Regions from separate parts of the Homo sapiens genome. Here region 1 is linked to region 2. A link is an interaction called in ENCODE POLR2A ChIA-PET data of the cell type or tissue named here. Cell type or tissue: MCF 10A. All regions are shown on one strand. Links, peaks and the distances in the headings refer to the core of each region. The heading gives the core; the rest is flanking DNA. Region 1 has its middle 42 kb from the start of PEG10. Region 2 overlaps PPP1R9A (protein phosphatase 1 regulatory subunit 9A).

Region 1 (5,390 bases), core at 151-5,150, 410 kb before region 2:
AAGTCATTTGTCTGCACCTCTCAGGTCATGATTTCCATCATCTTCTTTTGGATTTGGCGGACCTGTTGGTGCTGAGCATAAGAGGTCTTCTGTATCTGATTGTTGTGTTTTTTAGTAAAACCAACACAGAACAGATGAAGCAAGTAACCATCGGTAGTCTTGACATCAATGTGAGCTTCAATCTTGTCTGCCATTTTTTGACCATGGAACACATTTTGTCATGGGTAAGATCCATGCCATGAAAGTTAGTCAGGCAGTTTTTGCCCCGAACATCTTCAGTAATCAGCTTGAATTTTCTAAATGCAACTTCATCATTCTGCAAATCAGCAAGACTCACTTCAAACACATGACCCTTGAGACCATCAGATGCAATTTTGGTTCCTTGGGTCCTGGTGATGGCGTCTTTCCAATATTTCTTATATTGAACATAGCAAGTGCTTTCACATCATACCAATCTTTCTTAGAAAATTGATCAATCACTTTCTTCTTGGCTCCCTTTTTGCTGCCTTTCATAAAGCACTTGTTCTTGCCAACTGCCATGGTGCTGGTCAGAGCCAAAAGGCTTTTTAATTTTTTTTTAGACAGAGTCTTATTGTCTGCAGTACAGTGGCACAATCATGGCTCACGGTAGCCTCAACTTTCTGAGCTTAAGTGATCCTCCCACTTCAGCCTCCTAAGTAGCTGGGACCACAGGCACACACCAATATGCCTGGCTGATTTTCAAATATTTTACAGAGACATGGTCTCCCTATGTTCCCCAAGCTGGTCTTGCACTTCTGGGCTCAAGGAATCCTCCCACCTTGGCCCTCCTAAAGTGCCGCTTTCTTTTCTTTTTATTAGTGTTAGCATAGTCCATCTTTCTTATTATTTTAGTTTTACTCTGTGTCTTCATATTTAAGGTGGCTTTCTGGTAAGCAGTGTTTAGTTGGGTTTTGATATTTTATCCGCTCTGACATATCTGTCTTTTAATTGGTGCATTTAGACCATTCACATTTTAAATGGTTACTGATATAGTTTGGCTAACATCTACCTTGTTTATAATTGTTTTCTATTTATTCCACTTATTTTTTGTTCCTTTCTCTTCCCTCTTTTTCTGTCTTGCCTGGTTTTAATTGAGCATTTTATAATTCTCCATTATCTCATCCTTTAGCATATTAATTATACTTCTTTGTAAAAATAATTGAGTAAGGACTGCCCTAGAGTTTTCAATATTAATTTTTAACTAATCAAATTTACCTTTAAATAGCAAGAGAGATGGGGAAGACAACTTTCTGGCCTTTATCTTGGTGAGACTCATGAGAAATTTTTCAAACATAGTAAGGATGTTCAAAATTGCTGAGCAGCCACAAAGAACACAAAATCTACTACATATTTTTCTTAACTACTTTTTCTCCTATTTTTCACCTCCTTGCTTAGTTCCTAAAACAGTTAATTTCTTTCTACTTTGTCTTCCAGTCATTAAGTCATTCTACAAATACGTCATTTATCTTCAGTCCAACCATTGAGTTCTTTTTCAAAAATATCCTTGTGTCATGTTTTTGATTTCTAAGAATGCTCTCTTTTTCTGATAGTTCCATTTTTTGTATGCAATAACCTTTCAAATCTATTTGGAAGTATTAATTACAAATTATTTAAGGAATATGTTTCTTTTTTCTCTGTATTTTTGTATTCATTTTAGTGTCCCTCACTAAAATTTGCTCTTGGTTTTCCTCAAAATGTCTGGCAAATTTTGTATTCACATTTATAAATGAAAGACTTGCCTCACCATTGTGGGTGTCATGGGGCTCCCTGGCCATTTTCAAGCCTTCTTTACTATAGAGAACTACCCCTTGAAAGAGAGTTGTAACTTTAGAGCTCCATAAGTGTGACAGGGAAAAACTTACAGGAATGCTTCTTGCCAGGAAAAAAAAGGGCAGCTGTTTTTGAAAGGCCCATAGATAAAAAGCAAAGAGATAATCTACAGACTTTCCTCAAATGGTGAAATAAGAAAAGTGTGAGTGTGGCCCAACTCTTAGCATGGAGCTGCAATGTCCTTGTCATTTTCTTGATGTCCATTCTAACGGTCAAATTTTACCTTTTTGCCTTACTCCAGTTCAGGAGTTCATGCTAAGGCTTCATTTTCTGAGTCAAAAATTCTACTTTATTTAATTCTTCTAACATGATTTAGCCTGCAGGCTAAAGAATAGTCAAGTTGGGACTGGCCCAACTGTTGCACAATTCTTCAGTGAATTGACTCACTATTTGACCCATGACCAGCTCCCATTACTAACCCTGCTGACTCAATGCTTTGCATTTCACTATGGTTTCTAGCACTAATCCTGCTAACTACTGTATGTTTTTAAGAAATTTCTCCAATTTTAAGTATAATAATGACACTGCTTTGTCTCCAGTGCTGCTATAGATTTTTTTATTCATGAATCACTTCTGTTTTTCAAGGTGATTTTATGAATAAAAGGAAATACTGTATCATCTTGTTTGGTGACAACATTTGTCTTTTTCTACCACACAATGGGTGAATAATCCACTGGGTAAAATGGTAATTTTCAGGCTAGCTGAGACTAAATAAAATAAACAATGATGCATTGCTGTGATCAAAAACTCAGCTTTTTCATTGGTATATTTGGAATCTGTGTTTGTGCAAATGAATCCTTAGGCATAGGCATTTTTACCATGATACTTTAAAAATGCAAATTATTATGTGATGTTTGTACAATTCATTTCAGTACTTCTGCTTAGAAATTGTTTTCTTAGCCCTTTTCTGAATGAGATATATGTTCATTAACATTAAAACATACATTAACATAAACATATATTTTCATATGAAGATAAAAATATTAATGTGGTTATTCCAGAAGGTAGAATTTAGAGCGATGTTGATATTTTTGCTTTTAGATTGTGTTTTCTAAATTTTCTACAATAAACATGTACGTAACTTGAAGGAGGACTTTTAAAAATAAATGTATTTGCTTTTTTTTTTCGGTTTGCTAGACAAATATTATACCATGCCCACGGCTACCAAGAGAAGTAGTCACAAAGAGCAGCAAATTTAAGAAGCAAAAATTTAAAAAGCATAAACAGCCTTATGTATACTGATTGCATAAAGATTTCTGTGTGTATACCATTGTATAGAATGCAAGTTTAAAACTGCATGTATTATTTCTTCTGTGCTGTTTCCTGCCAGCTGTTGACCTTGAAAACAACATATTATTGAGATGACTCATGAGAACCAGTGTGAAATAGGACATTTTACTGCTAGAAGTTCTCCTTCTCCTCAGACTGTAGTTTGGCAGTACTGTATAAAGGCAGAACAAAGTTGTAAAAGCTGAGATTAGAAATTAGTCGTGTTAGCACACCTTAACCATAATTTTGTTAGGATGTGCAACAAAAGAATCAATGTTAACTATTTACTCAACAGTAACATTTATTATGCAGAAGAAATATGTGTTCACGCCTTATGAAATCTCTTCTAAGTCTTCCGAAGCCTAACATGGCAAATATAGAGTTTAGTGGACTCCATTATAATTTGGCTTACAACCCACATGTCTCGAATTTCCCCATAAATTGTATGAAAATAATATGCATAAAATTATTTTATGAAAATATAACATTAGCATTTTCCTTTTAAAATATCTGGGACTCATCCAATAAAGGTTCCTGTGATGTCAGGGACAGATGACCCTAAATGTAGAAGTGACATTATGAGGCATTTGCAAAACCTGGGCAAAATCAAGAGTACAAAATATTAACATTTTTACTTGCTATGAAAAAAATAGGCAAAATTTGAAAGTGTGGCAAAAAGTTGGGTACCATATCCCTTCAATGTCATACTAGGGTGACAGCAACCTAATTATTATCTAGGGAAGTGGGTCTGAAACTTCAGTGTGCATTCAAAATCATCTAAATAACTTACTAAATCATAGGTTGTTGGGTCCCACTCAGAGCTCCTGATTCTGTAAATCTGGCAAAAGGGCCTGAGAATATTAATTTCTAACAAATTTCCAGGTGAGACAGATTCAGGAATTTCTAATCCAGGAATTATAATTTCAGAATCACTGATACAGAAGAAGATACCTACTTAGATTACTGTACATTATTCATCTGCATTTCTAGGTATCAGTTTATAGACTTCTGTTCAGTAGAAATGGAAATAATTTCTGTACAGAGTAACAGATAATTCTAAATATTATTGCCCTATAAGACATTACCAGTTTTGTATCTTACCCAACTATCTTAACTGAATATGTCTGTGTGTGTGTGTGCACACAAGTGCATACATGCATGCATAATAGTTTCTCAATTGCTTCTTGAACTGGTTTTAATACCTCACTGGTTCCCTCACACATGTGAGTTCAATAACATTTTTTACACTTGTTTATATTATATTTGTATGAGAGAAATAATTTTACTTTTGTGAAAATTATACTTTAACACATTTGAATGAATGGTTGTTGACTGAATTTTGGTACTTTTGGATTTTATTATATAATTGTAATCTAGTATTGTACACAGAGCATTAAGGTAACTCTTTTAAATAGAAAGGTACATCTTTTGTGAAATTCATGAAATTACTTTGAAATTTCTTACATTATTTCAGTAGATTTCCTTTTCTTGCCTCAGACTTAACGTGCTTCAATGTTTTCTTGAAACTCTCAAGACGTTGTGTCATAAGATGGTTACTATTAATCAGAAATAATTTTCTCTTCATTTTTATTTTCATTAAAGTACCTCTCAGAGTCCTTTTTATGTTAACATGCAGAAATATACCACATGACTATCTTCTTCATCAAAATTGGGTAGCATCCATATTGGGTAGTATAAAAAACATATTTTAGCATAGAGAAATAATAACAGAACATGGAAGTCAGAAGTATATCTGTGTTTCCAGGGATTACATAAATGGCACGGGCCTTCATAGCTACAAGTTTAACTCCCAATTTATTACTAATTTCCCATGAGTCTTGGAGAATCACTATGCTTTTCATTCTTTTGCATCATTGTTTGCCAAGTATTATAATATTTGCAGGGATATAATTTAGTTAGATTGTAAGCTATTTTTATAAATTAGATGGTCTAGTAAAAAATGTAGTATTAATTAATATAAATATTCAAAACCACAATGAAATATTATTTCACATACATTAGGATGGCTACCACCAAAACAAAAACAAAAACGAGCGTTAGAAGGGATGTGGAGAAATTGGAATCCTTGCACACAGTTGATGGGAATGCAAAATCATGCAGCCACTATGGAAAAGAGTATGGCAGTTTCTCAAAAAATAAAAACATAGAATTACCATGTGATCCAGCAATCCCTGTCTGTGTACATATACAAAAGAATTGGAAGCAAGATCTCAAAGAGGTATTTGAACACTCATGTTTATAGCAGCTTC
Region 2 (5,390 bases), core at 131-5,130:
TCCAGCAGCCTCAGTATCATAATCGATCCTACCTTCTTGCACATAAAAGCCTGAGCTCAGAAAGGCCCAGTGAGTTGGCCAAGCCCACAGCGTGTGGCAGCACAAGTTCTCATTGACCGCTGCCTTACATGTGGGCCCCATGCAGTTTCCCCTCAATATTCTTTCCTACTGCAGTCCTAGCTAGGTTGGCTTTTTCTTTTCTAAGCTAGGAGTTTAAGTATGGAAATAATGATATTATCCTTATGAAATGCTTTAACTTGTCAAAAGTGTCTCTGTAACTTGTAGGTGTTGTAAATCTGCGGTCTTATTTCTACTTACTTGTAAGGAAGTCATATTCCTGACTACCTTGTCAAATACCAAAAAGTTCAGTTTTGCAGCCAGAGAATATCCTGTTTGAAAGACTTTGTGATGACTCATTTTATGGGTCAACGTTGGTAGGCCACAGTACCCAGATATGTGGGTAAACATTATTCTAGAGTCTATGAAGTATCTTTTAGATGAGATGAACATTTAAAGCAGTGGGCTAAAGCAGATTACCTTCCTTAACGTGGATTGGCCTCATCAAATTCATTGAAGACCTTCATAGAAGAAGACTGACTTCCATCAGAGAAGAGGGGATTCTGCCAGCAGACTGTCTTTGGACTTGAACTGCAACATTAGTTCTTTCCTGGGTCTCTGGCCTGCAGGCCTACCCTGCAGATTTTGGATTTGCTAGTCCCTACTGTCATATGAGACAATTCCTTAAAATCAATTTTAATATAAATATATATAGTATGTATAAAAAAAACACATATAAAGATATTAATTCTATTTTTCTGGAAAACCTTGACAAACGTAGGCTTCCTTGTGTTGCCGTTTGAACTAGCATGCTCTCTACCTCCCATTATATAGAGTATGTTTGGTTTTTTTTCACTTCTTTTTTTTTTTTTTTTTTGAGACAGTCTCGCTCTGTTGCCCAGGCTGGAGTCTGGAGTGCAGTGGTGCGATCTTGGCTCACTGCAAGCTCCGCCTCCTGGGTTCATGCCATTCTCCCGCCTCAGCCTCCTGAGTAGCTGGGACTACAGGCACCTGCCATCACGCCCAGCTAATTTTTTTGTATTTTTAGTAGAGACGGGGTTTCACCGTGTTAGCCAGGTTGGTCTAGATCTCCTGACCTGGTGATCCGCCTGCCTCGGCCTCCCAAAGTGCTGGGATTACAGGCGTGAGCCCCCACGCCCAGCCCAACTTCTTGTTCTTTAGTAATCCATTAAAACACTAGGCTTACAATTAGTGAAATGTACTTTTTGTCCTAATAGACTTTGTCTTATATATAGCATGTGTATTGTCCTCTGAACTTCTCGTGTAAAAATATGAAAAACCGTGGGAACTCTCTTTACCCTTTTCTGCCTTACTCCCTAGATTGGTTGGTAAAGAGATAATTTGTGTAAAGTGCTATATTGTCTATAATTTAAAGTACTTTGGCATATATAACATAATATTTATGGGAGTAACTTTGTTTTAGGACCCTTTAGTTAATTTTCTAGGTATTTCAATCATGAATCCACACACTAGGATTAGTAAGTTATTATTTGAAAGACACTGATTAGAAGCCTGCACCCAGATATTGGTACTTTAAATCTACACAAGACAATGTATTAACGTTAAGTATGCTACAAATAATTGGTGAAATGAATGATGTTGAAGATACAGGGGTTAGCCTTAGAAATATTTTATGTAACTAGACTTTGGGTCAGGCGAGGCTTGCAGATTAACAGCTTTTGGAGTAATAACCTAACTAGTACTCCATTTGATCCTGTTTTGTGGTATGTAGGATTCTGGTGAGTGATCCACTTAGAAGGTTAAATGTATCCTACTGTAGAATGTAGTTGCAACTGCTTTAAGTAAACCTTTCACACAGGCTACTTTTCAAAATGACTTTTAAGGACAGAAATCTGGGATTTTAGAGTTTTATGAGATAGGCCTATGAGTCTGTTTTTTGCACCTTCCAGTTAAGCAATGTTTTTACATGAGCAGAATTTAGTTTGAAATTTCTTTTCATTGTAACATACTCCTTATGTTAAAAGCTTGCAGAGGAGTAGACTAAAGCCCTCAGCTGTTTACATCTTTGGAGACTACCAGTGTTTACCCTAAATTGTCTGATGATTATAAACTCCAGTTTGGCTTACTTCATTTTGCAGCAAGCACCTAACATACTCCCGGGCACACACTGGACAATCAATACACTAGATAATTCTACCTATTGTCGATCAGTGAACTAACCTTAATTTGGGGGAAGAAAAGGAAAGTTGAGATTATACATTGCTCTAAAGCTATTAGAATCCTCCTTTGTGAGGCTTGCCAGGTTGGTTTTTGGAATGTTAATATGTGGCTATCTTCTCCAGGCTTATTGTTAGTTTCAATTTAGAGCTTATTTTGCAGAGCCACTGAAATCATGTGAAGGTGAGTCAGGGTTCTGCCAAGGAAGCTTGTGATGAGTGTAACCTGTTTGTGGAAGCATGTGAATGTTTGGCTTATCTCCAGGAGCACACTTTGCTAGCCATCATCTGAAACTCAGCATGCTAGGACCTGGAACATTTTTCATCTTTGATGTGTCAGGAAGATTTTACAGAACCTGGACCATAGCCTGAACTGAGACCGTGTGGAAGCATTGTGGGAGATTCCTTCCAGTCAGTATTTATAGAATATGCTGAATTTATTTAGACCTGCATTGATTAAAGAAAATGTGTCATAAAGAAGTGAAGGAAATAAGTTTTTTTCTTATTGTTGAAAATGTATTGCTGCTGTTTTGAAAAAGTGTTGTGGTTCAAACTACTGAAAATGTATATAAGATAATGATTCTAGTTGAAATCTTAAAATAAGCTAATTTTTACTTTATTTGCTTTTCATAGCCTTGGGTTGTTCGTTCAGAAATGTCCTTGCTAACCGTGTTTGTAAACTTGTTACCCCTGAAAGCCTGTCTCTGCTGTGAAGCAGTGGATGAGGTCTTGTTTTGTTTCCTTTGATCGAGAAACCAGAATATCACTTATTGGCTCTGAAACAAGAAGTCTTAAATTTAAACATCTTTTGTTTACTTTTCTCAGTGAAATAAAACAGGAACAATGTGAAGGTAGCTTGAACTACAAAAATACATATATCTTGTTGGTGTTGAACATTAGGACTCAGAATGCTGTTGGCCTTTAGAGTTTTTTGTGTTGCTGGAATACCAGGAGGAGTCATGCTCTGATTATTATCTGATTAATTATCCATTTTTTTGTAGAGCAATTAAGGTTAATAAAAATAATAGAACTATTGTAAGAAAATGGAAAGAATCAAGATCATGTAGATGAAAGGGCTTCCTGGTCAGAGAAAACACAGAAAGCCTGGCAGGCCATGAGCCATTGTGTAATGACAGTGCATTGCTCTAGACATAGGTGGGGATTTTGGCAGCCTAATCTATGTTCTAATACTAAGTCAGTTATGCAGATTTTTGCTTAAAGGGCATTAAACATCCTAGTGGGTGATATATTCAAAACATGTTTATGAAAGAGAGTATGAGGCTGGGCTCATGCCTATAATCCCAGTACTTTGGGAGACCAAGGTGGAAGGATCGTTTGAGGCCAAGAGATCAAGACCAGCCTGTGCAATATGGTGAGACCCCAATCTCTATTAAAAATGTTTTTAAATTTAATTTAAAAAAAGAGAGTATGATATGGGTAGTAGGTATCAGGGGAAATATTATCCCTCATATTACCCTGAGAAAGCTTTTCCTCTCCCCTCATTGAACCAAGCATAATTACATGGACTATTTCATTTTATTTTCCTAATACTCTTATGGGGATAGGCATTATTATAAAAACCATTTTGTAAATAAGGAGACTGCGCCTTAGCATGGTTTTACAACTTGGCAAGTGCTACATAGCTAGGGAATTTAGGGGGCTTTAAATTAGGTTAAAATTGGGACCATACCAATTGGGGATCGTATGAATTGGGAATATCTTTCTCTTTATCTGCAGCATGCTCTTCAGCTTAACGATGTATGTATCTTGGGGTCTTCCATGTCAGTAGAGAGATATACATCTCTTCAATCACTGCATTGAATTACATATTTGTATATATCATGATTTAGCAAGCCATTTTCTCTACTGGTGGACAATTAGGCAATTTCCTGCTTTGGGCTATTACAGATAGTGCTGTAATGAACTTCTTTTGAAATACATCTTTGTACACATTTGCAAGTATTTCTGTAAACACTTAAATGTGACATGATTATGTAAAAGACATTTACATTTAAAATATTGATAACTACTTTCTAGTTATGCTTTCCTCTTCAAAAGTATCCTTTTTTTCTATATCCTCACAAACACTGGATGTTGTAGTCTTTTTTTTGTTTGTTTTTTTGAGTCTTATTATGTCACCCAGGCTTGAGTGCAATGGCATGATTTTAGCTCACTGCAACCTCTGCCTCCCAGGTTCAAGCAATTCTGCCACAGCCTCCCGAGGTGCACGCCACCACGCCCAGTTAATTGTTGTATTTTTAGTAGAGATGGGGTTTCGCCATGTTGGCCAGACTGGTTTCAAGCCCCTGACCTCAAGTGATCGGCCCTCCTAGATCTCACAAAATGCTGGGATTACAGGCATGAGCCACTGTGTCCTGCCTGGATGTGGTAGTCTTTAAAAAAAATCTATTCTTATGGATGAATGCATAGTATCTCCTTGTTTTAATTTGCATTTGCTTAATTTTTAATAAAGCTGAACATCTTTATATCATTAATTGGACATTAGTATTTCTTCTTTGTTCAATTCTCAATTTCCTTTACCTACTTATACATGCAATTGTTTGAGTTGATAAAGCCCTTTATATATTAGGAATATTCATGTTTCATCTTAATATTTGGTCATACTTTCTGCTAATCTGTGACTTTTCTTCTAACTTCATTATGGTATATTTTATTGCCTAGAAGTTTTTGGGCTTTATTTTTAATCAAATTATTTATTTCCTTTAGAACTTCTAGGATCTGTGAATTTCTTTCTAACCTGTTAGCTAAACATTGTCCCAAATTTTCTTTTGGCACTTTTTATATATGTATATATTTTTGTTCTGAATTGTATTTTTCTTTGTGATATAAATAGGAATGTTTTTCAGATAGGTATCTAATTCTTTTCATAATTTATTAAATAGACCACTCTAATTTGAATAGAAAAGGAGTGGAACAGAATAGAATATAAAAATGGATCTATCCCAGAGCTCAAACTATATTGCCTTAATAAGCGAAGTTTTATTATGTGTTTTGATATCCACTAGGGCCTGATTCTACCCTTATTCTTTTTCAAACTGCTTGTTAGTTTTCACGAAAAATGTAGGTAGGATTTTATTTTTTATTGTCTTGAATTCATAAATTAACTTAGGGTAA

Evidence for each region. Peaks named below come from ENCODE experiments on the same cell type or tissue, not always from the same donor. Only the 100,000 strongest peaks of a DNase experiment are listed, where the experiment ranks them.
Region 1: POLR2A ChIA-PET joins it to region 2 with 5 read pairs; 2 of 35 experiments call an interaction of 5 or more read pairs at or near these places.

What each region holds. Positions count from the first base shown.
Region 1 is chr7:94,695,278-94,700,667 of GRCh38, forward strand. It overlaps the pseudogene RPS3AP25. Among named protein-coding and RNA genes, the nearest start is that of PEG10, 42 kb to the left of the region's middle. In MCF 10A, for the core only: no CTCF peak of the experiment used is centred there; DNase peaks (open chromatin) are centred at 2,234 and 3,214.
Region 2 is chr7:95,102,447-95,107,836 of GRCh38, forward strand. The region is part of intron 2 of PPP1R9A (protein phosphatase 1 regulatory subunit 9A); the gene reads left to right. The region is part of intron 3 of PPP1R9A-AS1 (PPP1R9A antisense RNA 1); the gene reads right to left. Among named protein-coding and RNA genes, the nearest start is that of PPP1R9A-AS1, 110 kb to the right of the region's middle. In MCF 10A, for the core only: no CTCF peak of the experiment used is centred there; a DNase peak (open chromatin) is centred at 2,485.